2 separate regions of the Mus musculus genome follow, and region 2 is linked to region 1. The links are chromatin loops, found by intact Hi-C in ENCODE. Cell type or tissue: gastrocnemius. All regions are shown on one strand. Links, peaks and the distances in the headings refer to the core of each region. The heading gives the core; the rest is flanking DNA.

The links. A loop is a pair of places that touch in the nucleus more often than their neighbours do. Peaks named below come from ENCODE experiments on the same cell type or tissue, not always from the same donor. Only the 100,000 strongest peaks of a DNase experiment are listed, where the experiment ranks them.
Region 2: it touches region 1 in a loop (2.9-fold over the local background); 14 of 42 quality-filtered maps call a loop at or near these places.

The regions. Positions count from the first base shown.
Region 1 is chr11:94,083,036-94,092,259 of GRCm38, forward strand. It overlaps Spag9 (sperm associated antigen 9), which reads left to right. Exons shown (of 29, transcript NM_027569.3): 11 at 913-964; 12 at 3,212-3,342; 13 at 6,564-6,620; 14 at 7,523-7,696; 15 at 8,729-8,858. Among named protein-coding and RNA genes, the nearest start is that of Gm38951, 13 kb to the left of the region's middle. In gastrocnemius, for the core only: a CTCF peak has its summit at 4,178 (motif pointing left); a DNase peak (open chromatin) is centred at 5,233; H3K27ac peaks cover 1,994 bases.
Region 2 is chr11:94,032,300-94,041,523 of GRCm38, forward strand. Spag9 (sperm associated antigen 9) reads left to right here. Exons shown (of 29, transcript NM_027569.3): 3 at 4,301-4,371. It also overlaps the pseudogene LOC108167922. Among named protein-coding and RNA genes, the nearest start is that of Gm38951, 38 kb to the right of the region's middle. In gastrocnemius, for the core only: a CTCF peak has its summit at 3,856 (motif pointing right); no DNase peak of the experiment used is centred there; H3K27ac peaks cover 2,332 bases.

The sequences.
Region 1 (9,224 bases), core at 531-8,530:
CACAAAAATTATAGGTATAACCCTGAGACTGAGACCTTCAGCACACTCAAACCAGGAATGACCAAGAGCTACCTGAAGAGAGTAAAGGCTCTCAGCCATTTATTTGACTCTGCTATGAGCTGGCCTCCCTCTTTGTTTACCACTCTCTTAACCAAAAAGTCCTGTTTTATGTTTTGTTTTCTTTTACGTTTTCCTTTCCATCTTGGTGTCAAAAGTGGGCTGGAGAGATGGCTGAGCAGTAAGGAGCACTTCCTTGCTTGCTCTTCCAGAGGACCTGTCTGTTACTCCAGGTTCAGGGGATCTTCACCCCTTTTTGACCTTTTCAAGCATGCACTTGTATGCACGTACACACACACACACACACACACAAAGAGGATAAGGTAAATCTTAAAACAAAAACAAAAAACCTCGTAAGGACTGGAGAGGGTGCTCAGGGTCTAAGAGCACTTGCTACTCTTCCAGAGGACCTAAGGTCAGTCTCTGACATCCACATTCGTCATCTCACAACTGCCTGGTGCACACTGACATGCTCACACACAAATATAAACAAATCTTTAAAAAACAAACAACAACCCTTAAATCTTCCATTTTTTTAAAAAAAATGTATTATTTTCCTCCATGTAGCTTGCTTTTGTTGTTGCTTTCTGTTCCTGAGATAGTCTTACACAACACAGACTGGCTTGTAATTCAGAGTGTAGCAGAGGATGGCTTTGAACACCTGCCCTCAGTCTTCAGCCTCTCAAGAAGTGATAACAGGTTTCCAAGTTGAAGGCAGCAGTCTGCTACCCTTTGGGCAAAAGAAAAGTAATCTTTTAGTGGCAAATAAAACAATTTACCTATTCTTTCATTATTTTTGGAGATGAGTTCAGTTGTAATAATATTATTTTGTTTTTATTTTTTTTTCCCTACTAGAGCTCGTGCAGAAGCTGAAGATGCAAGGCAAAAAGCAAAAGACGATGATGATGTAAGTTTATGATTGGGGACTGTTTTTCTTATAGCTTTTTGATATTTTGGGATTACCTTACTAATACTTATTTTAGAAATAAAGTAAAAGATAGATAGATAGATAGATAGATAGATAGATAGATAGATAGATAGATAGATAGATAGATAGATGCATGCCTTTAAAAGAAGACATGTTTCTGGGTCATGACTAAGCTGGCCCATGTTTCCATATGGTATCCACATGCTGTATTTTCTAGTGTTACATGCTCACTTTTTCTCAGTGGTTCAGTACTCTGACCTGTGTTAGCATGCTATTATTTCTAATTTTTTTTGTTTTGTTTTTGGTTTTTTTTGGTTTTTTGTTTGTTTGTTTTTTGAGACAGGGTTTCTCTGTATAGCCCTGGTTGTCCTGGAACTCACTCTGTAGACCAGGCTGGCTTCAAACTCAGAAATCCGCCTGCTTCTGCCTCCCAAGTTCTTCTGCACACACACAAATTAATTAATTAATTTTATGGGTTTTGTCTGCCTGTTTGTGTGTCACATATGTGCCTGATCCTTAATTAATAAAACAATTAAATTATTTAGATGGGCTTGCAAGATGGCCCAGCATGGAAAGGTACTTATTACCAAGCTTGATGACCTGAGTTCAATCCCCAGGACCACATAGTAGAAAGAGAGAACACACTCCCACAAGTTGTCTTCTGTCCTCCATGTGTGTGTTTCAGAATGCATGCATCCAGACACATACATACATAAATATGTATCACGGGCTGGAGAGATGGCTCAGCGGTTAAGAGCACTGACTGCTCTTCCGAAGGACCTGAGTTCAAATCCCAGCAACCACATGATGGCTCACAACCCTCTGTAATGAGATCTGATGCCCTCTAAAGGTGTGTCTAAAGACAGCTACAGTGTACTTACATATAATAAATAAATCTTTGGGCCGGGGCAAGCGAGACTAGAGTGAGCAGAGGTCCTGAGTTCAGGACCATCAACCACATGATGGCTCACAACCATCTGTTCAGCTACAGTGTACTCATATGCATAAAATAAAATAAAATAAATATTTAAAAAAATAATAAATATGTATCACACACAAAACACATAGACAAAATAAATAATACATGTAAATGTAATTTTTAAAAAACATAGAATATTGCCAAATATATTCTCCACCCCAGAGGAAGTCATGATCCGTTATCGTTTATTTAAGTAAAAAAATAATTTCATCATGTAAATATGTACACATTGTTCTAATTATCATGAACTGTCACCCTTTTCTCAGACTACAGTCACCTCAAAAAAAAGAGTCTCACTTGAGTGATTGTCTTCAGTGGTCTGTGACATGACTGAGGGATTGTCTTAATTGCCAGTTGATAAAGGAGAGCCAAGCCTATTATGGGCAGTACCATCCCTATGCAGACGATTCTGGGCACCATAAGAAAGCTTACCAAGCATGGGCAAGAGAGCAGACCAGCAAGTAACATTGTCCTGTGGTTTCTACTTCAACTTGTACTTAGGTTTCTGTCTTAACAACGAAACACAGAACATTATAGTACAAGCCTGGAATGGAGACTTGTGGATTTTTGGAGTTTGGTTTTTGTTTGTTTGTTTTGTTTTGTTTTTTGTGCCTACTCATAGGGGGTATTACTGCGTTGCAGAATTCAGACCTTTTGTTGTTGTTGTTTACTTTTTTGCTTTTTGAGACAGGATTTCTTTGAAGCCTTGGTTATCTTACAATTAGCTCTATAGACCAGGCTTCTGCCTCCCTAGCCCAGGTATTAAAGGCCTGTACAATACCCACTACCACCCACCACCCAGTAGAATTCAAGTCTTTTGTTATTTGTGGATGACTTTTGTTTGAAGAGGTGGGCTAAATTCTGAGGCAGGAGGACAAAGTAGGAAAACTGCTAAGGTTTGAGCAAAGCTTCTGTCTCACTGTTCCATGATTTCAGTGATGATCTAAAATATACATGCTTCTCTGAACAAAGCAAAACCCTATTATTAAACCTACCTGCTTCCCCAGAAGAAAGCTGAGAAATCAGCAGGAGAAGGAAGTTAACTTGGGCATGCTTTTTGGAGACTTATTTCTGTCTATCTTCCATGTTCATATCCTATTCTCTAGCAATAATTCTGTCTTAATTCTTTTAAAGTCATTGAGTTAGAAATAAGAAATGCTTAAAAACTTCAGATTTGGTTTAAGTGTGAGTCTTAACACCAAATCACATGTAACTTCCCAGAGTGATGTGCTATCCTCTTGTTATAGAGTGACATTCCCACAGCCCAGAGGAAGAGGTTTACCAGAGTAGAAATGGCCCGAGTTCTCATGGAGAGAAACCAGTACAAAGAGAGGCTGATGGAGCTTCAAGAAGCTGTTCGATGGACGGAGATGATCCGGTCTGTATGAGAAGTGCTCTGTTGCTTCCTGCTGTTTCCTTAGATGCATGTGTTCTTCACTGCCAGCCAAACCCTGCCTGAGGGTTCACTAGGAGAAACCTCAGTTGACATTTAGATTAATAATAGAACAAGATCGGGGATGTCCCACAGCCTTAGGTGTCTGAGATAGTACTGGGCCTTGGAGGATAATCTCATAACTTGTAAGAGATAATTGTTGTTACTTAGGAATAATGGTCATTTTTCCAAAAAAAAAAAAAGGAAATAATATTCTTTCTCAATGTCAATTTCACATGCAGTATATGAAAATATATATAGTATCTTCCTATTAAACATACTTATTTGACTGCACCCTTCTTTCTCTTCATGTAAAATATATTTTCCTTTGGCATCTTTCAGTCAATCAAATCTGTGTTTTTATCATTACTATGTTTTAATGGTTCATACTCATGGAGTTAAGTGCCAGTGTGTGCATACAATGCAGTACAGTCAGATCCAGCCTCCTGCTATTCACTCTCCATACTGTGAGCCTCGAGCAATCACTCTTTGCAATCAAGCTGACTTCCTTTTTTTTTTGTTGTTGTTGTTTTTTTTTGTTTTGTTTTGTTTTGTTTTTCGAGACAGGGTTTCTCTGTATAGCCCTGGCTGTCCTGGAACTCACTTTGCAGACCAGGCTGGCCTGGAACTCAGAAATCCACCTGCCTCTGCCTCCCAAGTGCTGGGATTAAAGGTGTGCACCACCACACCCAGCTTGACTTCCTTTTTAAACTCTACTTTTGAGAGGACACATAGTTGTCCTTTATTGGCTCTTAAATCTCAGTGCTGCCATCTAGTGATCATGGTCTTAGTAAGTGTTCCCTCCTTGAATTCAGAAACAGCTATAGAAAAGTTTGTCTGGGTTTGGTGACAATATATGGGGCAGACTCTGGTTGGCCTTTCCTTCAGTCCCTGCTCTACACTTTGTCTCCGTATTTGCTTCCATGAGTATTTTGTTCCCCTTTCTTAGAAGGACCGAAGCACCCACACTTTGGTCTCTCTTCTTTTTGAGTTTCATGTGGTCTGTGAATTGTATCTTGGTTATTCCAAGCTTTTGGGCTAATATCCACTTATCAGTGAGTGCATACCATGTGTGTTTTTTGTGATTGGGTTACTTCACTCAGGATGATATTTTCTAGTTTCATACATTTGCCTAAGAATTTCATGAGGTCATTGTTTTTAATAGCTGAGTAGTACTCCATTGTGTAAATGTACCACATTTTCTGTATCCATTCCTCTGTTGAGGGACATCTGGATTCTTTCCAGCTTCTGGCTATTATAAATAAGGCTGCTACAAACACAGTGGAGCATGTGTCCTTGTTATATGTTGGAGAATCTTTTGGGTATATGCCCAGGAGTGGTATAGCTGGGTCCTCAGGTAGTATTATATCCAGTTTGGAACCTCCAAACTGATTTCCAGAGTGGTTGTACCAGCTTGCAATCTCACCAACAATGGAGGAATGTTCCTCTTTCTCTATATTCTTGCCAGCATCTGCTGTCACCTGAGTTTTTGATCTTAGACATTCTGACTGGTGTGAGGTAGAATCTCAGGGTTGTTTTGATTTGCATTTCCCTGATGACTAAGGATGTTGAACATTTCTTTAGATGCTTCTTGGCCATTCGATATTCCTCAGTTATAAATTCTGTAACTTTGTACCTCATATAGTTGTCTCCTGAGAGGCTCTGCCAGAGCCTGAAAAATATAGAGGTGAATGCTCTCAGCCAACCATTGGGCTGAGCATGGGGTCCCCAATGGAGCTAGAGAAAGGACTGAAGGAGCTGAAGGGGTTTGCAACCCCATAGGAAGGACAACAATGTCAACCAACCAGACCCCCCACAGAGCTCCCAGGGACTAAACCACTAACCAAGGAGTACACATGGAGGGACCCATGGCTCCAGCTGCACATATAACAGAGAATGGCCTTGTCGGGCATCAGTGAGAGGAGAGGCCCATGGTCCTGTGACGGCTTGATGCCCAAGTGTAGGAGAATTCGATGGCAGAGAAGTGGGAGTGGGTGGGTGGGTAGGGAAACACTCTCATAGAAGCAGGAAGCTGGGGAATGGGATAGGAGGTGGGGGGGGGGCGGGGCGGGAAAAGGGATAACATTTGAAATGTAAATAAAATATCCAATAAAAGAAGGTTTTCATAAAAAAAGAAAATATTCAATAAAAAATAGTTTATCCCTTGCAAAACAGAAAAAAAGAAAAGTTTGTCAACTGACTTTCCATTGATTTACTCATATTCTTGAGTTTGGATTATCACATCAAGTTTATACATTGTTTTTAAGTTTGTAAACCCAACCTCCAACCCTTACCTTCTCATACACACATCATTTTTTTGTTGTTGTTTTGTTTTTTGTTTTTCAAAACAGGGTTTCTCTGTGTAACCCTGGCTGTCCTGGAACTCACTCTGTAGACCAGGCTGGCCTCGAACTCAGAAATCCTCCTGCTTTTGCCTCCCAAGTGCTGGAATTAGAGGTGTGCGCCACCACGCCCAGCACACACATCATTTTTAGCCCCACTTGCTTATTAAGTGGCCTACCAGAGCAGTGTAGTTCCAAGCTGTTTTGTGAAAGTTTAGAGTACAGATAAAAGAAACCTTAAAGTAAGAACAGGAATTTATAAAGCAGTATTTTAAAGAGGGAGCTAGAGCTTTGCTTTGCTTTGCTTTGATTGTTGTTTTGTTCTTTGAGAGGTCTTATTCCAAACTGGCTCCAGACTTGCAATCCTTCCACCTCAGTCCCAGAGTGCTGGGATTAGAGTTATGTGCTGTTACACTCGGCCTGAGTGCCAGTGTTGTTCCTCAGAGCCCTACTCTTGTAGTCTAGCCACTTGAAAGATGAAGGCAAGAGGCGTTCTTGAGACCAAGAGTTCAGGGCTAGTCAGAACAGCAGAGTAACTCCTTGTTTCTTAATAACAACTATAACAAGAAAGGGGATAAGTCTTAAATAGCAACCCTGAGACTTATTGGCTATTTGTCTAACATGGGAATGCTCTAACAAGAGTCTTAGCTTCTCGTTTAAGAAGGTCTAGCACTCTATCTAAGCAAGGTTTGACTTAGCAGACTTTCTCATGAAAGGTCACTTGCTTAAGTGAGTTAATATGAGTTAAGTTGGTTCACTCTCTTACATTTCATGAGTTTCTTAGAACACCTATCTAATAATATGTTTGTTTGTTTGTTTGTTTAGGGCCTCACGAGAGAACCCAGCTATGCAAGAAAAGAAAAGGTCAAGCATCTGGCAATTGTGAGTGAGGGCCGGGGTCAGACAAGAGCGTTACCCTGACCTTTCCCAGTGGGGAGGAGATAGCTAAACTGAAGTTCTTCTCTTTAATATACAGCATGCCAACTCGGTAAGGCTGTGCTGCAGGACCCAAAGTAGGCTGTCGTAAGCTGCACTGTGTTGGTTATGCAGTGGCTGGACTCTTCTGCTGGTGTACATAAAACCATGGGGGAAATGGTTCTAAAATTGACAGTCTCAGGAATCCTCACCAAAGGGATGAGGAAAAGTGTAGTATTTGTACTGTTTGGTTAGTTGTCTTGTATGTGTTAAACCTGACTTTGTACCAGAAGTACTGTGTGTTTATTGAAGTTAAAACTTATCCTTTTAAGATTAATCTGTTTACTGGAAGCATAAATGTTTTAAAACTGTGGACATGAAAATAGTTCCTTAAGTTGAGCTTAGAAAATTCATGCTATGAGTTAACTTGGTGATGTGTGTTCTCAGTGTAGCAGACCTTTGTATGCGCTGCACACTAAGCTTTGGCTGTTATCACGGTCATCCCCCTGCTGCTCACTGACCACTGTGACTTTGTCCCACATAGGACCTAGCTAGCCAAGGAGCCTTCGTATTGTACTTGTTTGTAGGAGCTTTCAGTACGCAAGAGCATCTCTTTCATTATGGAACTTGCTTATATCTAGCATTCTAAGCGGTAGCTATTCCCCCGAGTGTCCAAGTTTGGTTGTGACTGACTGCTAAGGCGATAGTATAACCATAAAGCTGGTTTTGCTAATGTCTAACTCACTGCCTTGTAAAGTTTTGAAATTTTCTTGATTATAAAAATTTATGGAAAATTGGGGCTTGGTTTTCACAATGCATGTAATAATAGACATATCTGTGGGTTTTGTTTGCCTCTTTTATTTTGTTAGTTTCAGCCGACTTTTTAGCTCTTCAAGTAATGCAACAAAGAAGCCTGAACCCCCTGTTAACCTGAAGTACAACGCCCCCACCTCTCACGTGACTCCCTCCGTGAAGAAAAGGAGCAGCACTTTATCTCAGCTCCCTGGGGACAAGTCCAAGGCATTTGATTTCCTCAGTGAGGAGTAAGTATGCTGTGTCACTCTTACTAACTCCTCAGGAACTTGTAAGAGACTGCAGCCAGGCACAGTAGCTTATGTTAATCCTGTACTCAGTGCTGAGACAGGAGAATCATCACTAGTTCCTTGCCAGCCTTGTCTGTATAGACAGTTCAAGGCTAGCATCAGCTGTACACATAAACTCTGTCTTCAGAACAAAGGGGACCATTTTGTGTGTTGGAGTTATGGATAGAAATGGGAAGAAGAAAAAAGAAGGATGGCTTTCTATAGTATAGATGGATGCTTTTAAGTAAATTGCCCATAGAGCTTAGCAATGTAATTTTAAACCAATGAAAGCTGAGGCAGGAGGATTATAATTTTTAGGTCATCCTGGGCCACAGAGTGAGACTCTGCCCCAAAATGAGTGAGTGAATGAATGAATGAATGAATAACTTGTAGCCAGTGTTTCTTATGAAAATTGCACTTAAGGACTAGTGAGCTGGCTCAGCAGGTAAAAGTGCTGCCATCCTTGATAAACTGAGATCCATTCTTCGGACGTATATATTGGAAGGAGAGCACGCTCTTCTGGCCTCTGACGGCACTAGGCATGCACATGGAATACAGACATCCATGCAGGCAAAGCACTCGAAACACATAAAACTAAAAGAATTAAAACTAAATTTAAAAAAAAATCAAAAGAGGATATAGAATCTAAGAGTTTAACTTAATCATCTTCAACAACGGCATTAGAAAATTCTCAGTATTTGTTAAGAAAAGGAAGATCCCAAATTACTTCAGAAGTTTATGTTTTTAAATATAACATCTGAAACTTCCTAAGTTTGATGACTAATAACTCAGATTAATATAACATGCTGCTTATTCCCTGTTGAAGGCTGGTCTCACAAACATGGAAAAATCAGCTTTGGTATAATGTGTCTGTGTGTGTGTATGTGTTTGTGTTTTGTGTACAAGGCTCTAGGGTATAGTCGAGGATGACTCATGCTGGGATTAGAGGTTTTGTTGCATTCTCTTAATTAAAACTGCAATGTCTCCTTTTAGAACTGAGGCTAGTTTAGCCTCCCGCAGAGAGCAAAAGAGAGAGCAGTATCGGCAGGTGAAGGCTCACGTTCAGAAGGAAGATGGCCGAGTGCAAGCTTTCGGCTGGAGTCTGCCTCAGAAGTACAAACAGGTACTTGGGGATGTGACCAGCATGTCTAGCAGGAAGTGCAGGTTGAGAAGATGTGAACTGGAAGCAATATCCTAAATTTCTCATCTCAGCTTGCTTAGATTTGGTGTGTTTAGGCAAATGTGGAGGATGTAGGCTTTGAGGGCTGTTTTTTAGAGCCTTAGAATGTAAATAAACATTCGTACTCCGAAAAGACTAAGCACTTTTGTGTACAAACATGTAGTGGTATGCACATATATGATTGTGAATTTCTACCTCCTGCCGAGCTCTTGTTCTTACTATATGCAATTGCTGCTTGAGTTTTTGCTTAGTTTTCAAGTAAGAAGGACAGAATTGAGCTTGAAGTTGGTTTAGGAACAAGTGTGGAAC
Region 2 (9,224 bases), core at 795-8,794, 50 kb before region 1:
TCCTATTGATTATCTGATCAGTCGTTTTTTCAGAAAGCCTATAGCACACAGGCCTTAAGGTACATTTCATATTCAAACTATAATATTGGGCACCTATATGTATTTCTTAGCAATAAAATATTTTTGTTGTAGGGTTGGCAAGCATTCAGCCTTGTTAATTCTTGCCAAACTGTTTTCAATTTGATTTTTTTGTTTGTTTGTTTTGTTTTTTGATACATGACTTTTCTGTCCTGGAACTCACTTCTTCAGCCAGGCCGGCCTCAAACTCACATAGATAGATCCACCTGCCTCTGCCTCCCTCCCTCGTTCTGGGATTAAAAATGTGCACAACCACCACTTAGCTTGCTTTAAAATTGAATGTAACATTTTACTTCTACCAGCAATGCATGAAAGTTCTATTTGTTTCCATTTTCAGGAAGTATTTGTTGTCTTATATTTCTTATTTTAGCCACCTTGGTCTATAGTATGTTGATTATTCATTTTAATGCATGTATCAATGGGGTTTTCATTACTATTAACAAAATACCTGAAGCAGGCCATAAAGAAAGATTTATTTAGTTCATAGTTCTTAGAGGTCCAAAGTGGAAGAGAAGGATTTGGGACTTACCGGGCCTCTGGCCTAGGCCTGGTGACCAATGGCAACACAGTGTTGGGAACATTGTCAAACAGCAAGCTAGAGGGCAGTTAGGGATGAGGTTCGTTTTTTCAACAACTTGCTCTTATGAGAATTCAGAAATCTGATGAGATTTAATCTCTCCCAAGGACATTCTTCAATCACTAGGGCTCTCACCAGGCCTTATCTCTTGATGGCTTCATCCCTCCTTCCAACACTGTCACCATAGGGACCAAGCCTGCAACACACTAACCCTCGGGGACAAACCATATCTAAACAAAAACAGTCTCCCAGATGATTCATACAGCCAAGTATGCATTTTCACTTGGCAATTTGATGCTTCCTTAAGTTTCTGAGACTGGGTTATCCTATAAGAAAAAGGAATTGTTTGAATCTCATCCCCTGGCAGTGAAAACTTTTTAATGATTTTTTTGTTCTCTGTGTATGAGTGTCATGCCTGCATTGTGTGTCTGTGTACAAAGCCTGTGCCTGGTGACTGTGGAGGCCTGAAGAGAGCACTGGATCTCCAAGAACTGGAGTTACAGATGGTTGTGAGCTACCTTGTGGATGTTGGGGACTGAACCTTGGTCCTTCACAAGAGCAGTGAATGCTCTTAACCATGAGCCATTTCTTGAGGCCCCCCCCCCCCCACACACACTCAGTGTGGGTAGATTCTATCAATAAAACAGATTTCTCTTTTGCTTTTTTGGAGATTGGATTTATAGCCCTGGCTGGCCTGGAATTCACTGTAGCCAGAGGCTGATGTGAAACTTACAGCAAACATCCTGCCTCAATGCCCAAAAGCTAGGGTTCCAGGTGTGATCTAACATGCTTGGCTAAAAGTGCATTTCTTGAGGCAGATAGCATGGCACCAAGACACCTCCATTAGGAAAGAACCATCTTTGTGACCTTTAGTAAGTTAGCCACAGTGCCAAGTAGTCTTCTCTCTACATTGAATATAAAATGATGTTTCTGTCATAATATGATAATAAAATCAGTTTATATCCAGTTTGTAGGGCAGTTCATACTATGCAATAAGCAGTATGTCAGTTTGGTATTAATATAAATTTTATGAATTGATTTCAAGTGGGTTGACAGAATCATGGGGCTCTAATCTGTAATACATTTGAAGTTGAAGTTTATGAATGATATTGGCGTTTATTTTAGCCGTAGTCTTTTTTCTTCTTTCTTTCTTTCTTTTTTTTTTTTACACATTATTGAAAGAACATTTATTATTAGAGCTAGTGAGATAGCTTAGTAAAGGCACTTGCTACCAATCCTGAGATTTCATAGAACCCATATGGTGGAAGGAGAGAACCAGCCACAGCACACAGTACTGTGGCATACATGCCAACCCTCCCAGTATACACAGAACATAAATAAGTGTAATAAAAATTATAAAAATATGAATTGACAAAGATGAATAATTTTAAATGTTTGTCTGGTAGTCTCGGGATTTCCTTAACTTTTATTATATTTTATTAGATTTTTTTAAATTTACATTTCATATGTTATTCCCTTTCCTAGTTTTTCCTCCAAAAACCTCCTATCCATTCTCCCCTCCCCATGCTCACCAACCCACCTACTCCTGCTTCCTGGCCCTGGCAGTCCCCTATACTGGGGCATAGAACCTTCACAGGACCAAGGGCCTCTCCTCCCATTGATGACTGGCTAGGCCATCCATCCTCAGCTACATATGCAGTAAGAGCCATGAGTCCCAACCAAGTGTTTTCTTTGGTTGGTGTTTTAGTCCCAGGGAGATGCTGGTTAGTTTATTGTTGTTCCTCCTATGGGGCTGCTTCAAACCCCTTCAGCTCCTTGGGTACTTTCTCTAGCTCCTTCATTGGGGACCCTGTTTCCTCATCCAATGGATGACTGTGAGCATCCACCTTCTGTATTTGTCAGGCACTGGCAGAACCTCTCAGGAGACAGCTATATCAGGCTCCTGTCTTCCTTAACTTTTAAATAAGTTTAGTTAATAAGTAGTAAGCAATGTTTATCACCTAGTTAAGGTTTAATTTTATTCACTTATTTATTTATATATCTGTGTATATGTCCATGTGTGCGTGTGTGTGTATGTCCGTGTGTGCGTGCGTGCGTGCGTGCGTGTGTGTGTGTGTGTGTGTGTGTGTATGTGCGTGCGTGTGTGTGTGTGTACATACACATGTGTGTGAGCTCCTGAGTGCATCCCATTCCTTCAAGTGTCTTTGGAGGCCAGCAGCAGCTCAGATCCCTGGAGCTGGACTTACTGCCTGGTGTGGGGCACCATGGGTCCTCTGCAAAAGAAGCAAGTGATTTTGTCTGCGGAGTGGTCTTCATCATATAAATAAATGACATTGTACTTTTTTCTTGCTAATCATTCAAAAATTTTTATTTTGAAATTGTCACTAAATATCCACAGTTTGCATAGATTTCCTGAGGTTTTTTTCTTTATGTATTTTTGCTTTAAATGAGCAGCACCACAAATTTTCAGATTTCAGCATCTGTTGTGTTATCCTAGTGCATCTATATTATTAATGGCTTATTATTGCTTTGGGTCACAGCATAAAGTAAAAAGCAGATGTGCTTATTTACATATTTATGTAAGAAAGTGCACTCCACATCTATTGTGGACCATGGCGTAAATTTAATGAGCCAAAGACGTACAGGCTTGAGTTACGAACAAATTATAACAAAAAGAATTTGAGTTCTCCTAAATAATGACATATTTCTAAGACATTCCAACAAATTCTGGTAGGCAAATGTATATAAATCCCAAATTGGGCAGCACATTTATGTTCTCGGTGTTTCACATGTAAACAGCATATAAAAATGTATATGTGCTTTTGGAGTTGATAGTAGTTGTGTTTGCAGCTCATTGGTTGACTTTACACAGAGAGTGTTTCCAATTAATCATGACTTTCCAGAAGACTTAAATGATTCTCTTGACAATGCCACTAGCACTGTGGCTGTTCTGCTGCCCTTCGCCATGGTGGGCTTCTTCAGCTGCCTACCCAGTCTGCCTCGTAGTAGCTCATGGTTTACTGTAATAAGTGTATATGGAATTTGCTCATTCAAGGTCAGCCCAGTATTGTTTATTTCTTCATGGGTTTCCTGGAACACCTCTGATAATGAATCACTCTATTTTTCTGTCAGTCTCCTTTAAAATTTTATCCTGACATTTTGTGTCTCAGAATCTAAATTTTTCTCCCCATTTTGTGAGCCAGATCCCTATCAGTACACTTCACAAAATCCACCTGCAGAGGGAGCTAAATAAAAGAAGATGAGACCCTGAACCCAAGAAGACTCAAAGCAGAGAATGTTTATAGCAAGATGTTGTCATCCTGCTAGTACTGAAAAAAGAACTTGATACTCGAAATGGTTGCATTGAAGTCAACCATCTGGGATCTGACACAAGGATAAGACTTGTGTGATTTTTGTTTTTGGATTCTCTGTCGTATAAAAAGCTATAAAAGGATGATCTTATAGACACGTATATGTTAGAGAACCAATCTGACATTTTACTCTCTTCTCTGAAGATGGTGTTTAAGGATAGTGAAATGAGGTCACTTTGTGCAGAATTTCACATGGAGTGCTGGGCTAAGGCTAAAGTAGTGAAAGCTTTGGATAACATACAATATTTTAAAGACAGACTTTATAAGTAAGTCTCTCGATTTGTTTGATTAAGTATATGTATCTTGATTGCAGTCAGCAGACTTGAAGAGAGAGAAGCAGAACTGAAGAAGGAATATAATGCACTGCATCAGAGACACACTGAGGTGGGTGTCTGTCCTTCCTAGGTTAGTACTGGAGCACAGGGATGGCCTGCATAATTCTACATAAGCATCATTTCCAGAAAGTGTGTCACGTGGCATTTACCAAAATTGACATTTATTCTTTTTAAATCTGGAATTAAATTTTTCTGTAGAAAATTTATATGCCTCAGAATAATTTTAGTTATTTAAGACAGTTACTTAGTCGGCTATCAAACCTTTATGCATATAATAAAATGTTGACACGATGCTGAGAAAATTGATTTGCTACCAGTTAGGAAAATGCTGCATTGGTAAGATAGTGGTATAGATCTTGACATCTATAATTTAGTTGTAAAGGCCTTATATTATTTATAGTTTATATTATGTTATGTTTTATATTAAATTATATCAAATTTATAATACATTAAAATGTGTTTAAATGATTCCAATTTTCAGCATTTTAGTTTTTTGAGATTTATTTATTAACTTTTATTTTGTTTTTTTTTTTGTTTTTTTTTTTTTTGACACTTGTATTTTTTTTTAATTTTTAATGACCAAAACAAAAATATACCTAAAAGCGAAGCTTCTGGAAAAACCATTTGTTCTTCCCTGTCTTGTATCGCTCCTCAAACTTGACCTTGGCCTCCCGCCTGGCCTTGCGCTTCAAAGCTGGGTCCCTGAACACATCCTTGTTGACAACAGTCTTGTCCAAGGGGATATCCACAGAGTACCTTGTGGGCATGAGGTGGTTGTAGTTATAAACTTTCACAAAGGACTTGATCTTGGATCGCTTGGCGATCTTCTTCTTGCCCATGGCAGCTGTCACTTTCCGGGGATAGCGGTCAATTCCAGCCACCAGGGCATGGCTGTAAGGGCGGTCCGAGGTGCCATCGTCAATGTTCTTCACGATGACGGCTTTGCGTCCGGAGTAGCGTCCGGCCAGGACCAGCACCACTTTCCCGGGTTTCATGAACTTGCCCATCTCGACAGCAGGCAGCCGGCACCCAGCAGAAAGGAAAGGAGGGCACTTCCTATTTATTAACTTTTAGATTTTTTATTTTTTGTGTATGAATGTCCTATCTGCTTGTAAGTGCCGTGACTACAGAGGCCAGAAGAGGGCATCGGCTCCTCTAGAACTGAATTACAGATGGTTGTTAGCTTCCTCATGAATGCTGGCAACTGAACCTAGGTCCAGGGTTTTTAACTGCTGAGCCAAGCCTCCAGCCCTCTTTAGTATTTTAAATTAGTATTTGTAGCATATAATCCCTTTGTAACCCTTGTTTTTAAGAGTCTGTTAGTCTTTAACATACTGTATTTGTTTCTGTCTTGTCAATGTGTCGTTTGTCCCTGTGTGTTATGGTCAGTCTGGGATTCACATACCTTAGTGAATTTTACAGTCCTCCCCTCTTCCCTCTCCTTCTTTCTTTAGCCCTGGCTTGCCTGGAATACACTATGCAAACCAGGCTGGCCTTGAGAATAATATGATTTTACCTCTGCCTCCAATTCTGGGATTAAAGGTGTGTGCCACCTCCCTTGGCCATTTTCTCTCTTCTCATCCTGTCTTATGTTATACCTAATTTTAGCTTTGTTTGGTTTTTTTGGATTGGGTTTTTAAGACAGGTTCTCTCTGTGTAGCCCTAGCTGTCCTGGAATTCCTCTGTAGACCAGGCAGGTCTAGAATTCAGAGATCTGCCTTCCTCTGCCTCCTGGGTGCCAAGATCAAAGGTGTGCACTACCACTGCCTGGCTTGATTCTAGTTTTTTTGTCTACCTATTTATTTAGGTGATGGTGACTTGAGTCTGGGGCCTTGCTCATGCTCCCACAGTCCTATTTGTAGACTTCAGTTCCTGTTTTTCTTCCATTGCTGTATAACCTATCCTGCCTATGGTAGAGACCAAAAGTGCTGCTTTAAGCATCATAAAATCATATTATACTCAATTTCATTTGCTTTGAATAGTAGAGAAATCCGTTCCCATTCTTGGGATTGGGTTTAGCATTACTACCAAGAACACAAATTTTTCACAGAATTGATACAGTAGGAGGAAAAGTTTGATCATAAAGGGTCATATGGTCCTGGAAAGATGGAAGTAGGTTAAATAATAGATATTACTAGATATTAAGGGTATTTTTAAAAACTTGGTAGTTAAAAGCCTATTGTTGATGCTTTTTATACCACTGATTTCCATATCAGAGTAAGGTTCTGTATGTATGTAGTATTTACTTGCATTGCTTATTTATTAATGATGATAATTACAAAATTTATTTGGAGAAGTATGTTTAAATGTAATAAGTAATTAATAGTAATGAATGATTTTAAAATAAAGTTATAACTTATATTAATTAGAGATTTTTAAATTGTGATATAGTATTAAAGTATATTTAAATTATATTCTTTTAAAATATATACATTCTTTTTTCCTTTGTATTTTTTATTTTATTTCTTATGCTCCATGTTTTATTTCCCCCATAAATATATACATTCTTTAAAGAACAAATATAAATGAAATGAGATTTTATTTTCCTAATATCTATTTAATAAAAATGAAGATATATGTCTATAGAAATTTAAAAACCTGCCATCTGTTTCCTGTAAGAAGGTATTATAAGTTTTCTGTTATCATGCCTTCAGAGCTGTAAGCTATTGGAAAAGAAAATGGTCTTAAGAAAGCTTAATTACCAAGCCAGAGACCTCAGCCTGAACAGTCATCGGGCAACTTTTCGTCTGCTGACTGTCAGCTCTTTCATAGGATCCTCTCCTGCAGTTAGAAGAGGCTTCTGTCTTTTGCCCTGATAGACTCTATTTGCTTCAAAGTAGGCTTATGTAACACAGATAAAGCTGCTTTAAAATGTGAGTCTGGTCACTATAACCTAAAAATTTCTATTTATCTATTTGGTCTAGAAACTCCATTCAATTAGCAAGAATAAATAGCTTTGTAATCCCTTAGAGTACCTTTTAGAGGTAAATTCCAGAGAAAGGGACTTTGTAGCCTATTTATTGTTACTTTCAAGGAGGGTAGCATTTTTTTTTTTTTTTTTGTAGTTCTCTATTTTAATGTCAAGTTAAAAAAAAATCTGATAACCATTCAAACAAGTACCTCCACTAGTGGAAGGATGTATGGCTGCATGGCCCGGAGCCTAGGGCAGGCAACCGGCACCCTGCAGGCTCAGCAGACCTAGGCTGGTGTCTAGACTACCTCACTAGCCCTGGGGCAGACAGGATTTGCCCTGAGCTTCCCAGAGCAAAATGCAGACCAGCCTGGTGGTCATAGGAAGGAGGGAAGGTAGCATTTTTTTACAGACACAGAATTATTTAAATATTACTTTGACAAAACACATTGTTTACTGCTAACAGTGGAAAATTATTCTACTTTTTGAAAATGTGAATGACCATTCTTTAATCAAATAATAAATTTGTGTGTATTATTGATTTTACTTAAAGGTATATCTATCTTGCTATATGTGGTATATTCTTATAAGCTATGTTATCAGCATATAGAGATTGAGGAGCCAGCCTGGAGTAGTTAGTTCTAAGTCAGTCTAGATATTCAACAAGACCCTTTATCATAAAACTAACTAGCTAGCTAGCTAACTAACTAACTAACTAACGTGTTTCTTTTGGCTCGCTGTTGAGGTTGTAGTCTATCACGGCAGGAAGGGCATGGTGGCCGGCTCATGAAGCAGCTGGTCATTTGTACGCGGTCAGGAAGCACAAGCACGCATAGGCTCAGGAAGCTTTCGCATTTATGCAGTGTGAGACCCACACCCATGGAATGGTGCACCTGCATTGAGGGTAGTTATTCCATCTCAGTTCATCTGCATAGTCCTTCACAGAGATGCCAGTGGCTTGCTTACACAGGACTACACGTGTGAACTCTGTGCAGGGCTGGGCGAGTTTCATATTGAGACGGTTTAAGCACATTCTTAGTGTTTTCTTAGGCCAACTTATCATTTCTCCCTATTGTACACTTTGAAATTTTTAGAACGATATTCTAGGGTGATGTACCCAAAATCCTATGCCAGTTTAGTAACTTCTTGTTAAATCTGGTCTTTCTGATTCTATGATTTTAGGGTTTTTTTCTATGCCGTGTGTGTATGTACCTGTGATATGTGGTGTGTGTATGGGCATTTTTGTCTGCATGTATTTCTGTATACCATTTGTATATCTAGTGTCCATGGAGGCTAGAAAATGGTGTCAGATCCCCTGGAACTGAGAGTGCCTTGTGAGTGCTGGGAATTAAACCAGGTCTTCTGGAAGAGCCTCCAGCACTCTTAACTACTGAGTTATCTTTGCCATTGTTTGAAACAGGATGTCATATAGTTCAGGCTGGACTCAAACTTGCTTTGTAGGTGAGGATGGACCTTTAAACTACTCATTCTTACCACCAATGCCAAGTGCTGAATGCTCTAGATGTTTTTCTGAGATGTTTTTCTCATGAAATCTCACTGGTTTTAAGACAATAGTTTTGAGAACTGTATGTAGAAAGATTCAAGGTGACTACAGAGTCTGTGCTCCAGTCCAGTTGTTTTGCTTTTTGGTTTTGTCAGTGCGGAGTTGGTCTTTGCTGTGAAGACAACTCAACCAAGGGCAGTCTGTGCCTGTCCTAAACAACAGTTTTTCAGACAATACAGTTGAATCCTTGATGAGTCCAGCTCTTACAGAATTTACTTCTAGCTACGTGAATTAATTTGCTTACTGGGGAATTAGTAGCTTATCTGAGATGGAGGAGGACTAAAACTAGTAGACTTGGTAGAACCTCGTATAAAATAGGCCCTGGTCTACTCTCACATCTTTTCTCTATCTGAATGTTGGTCTTTCCCCTCCCTCCATCACTCCCCCCATTTTTAAAATCATAAGGATAATGTGAATTATTTAAAAA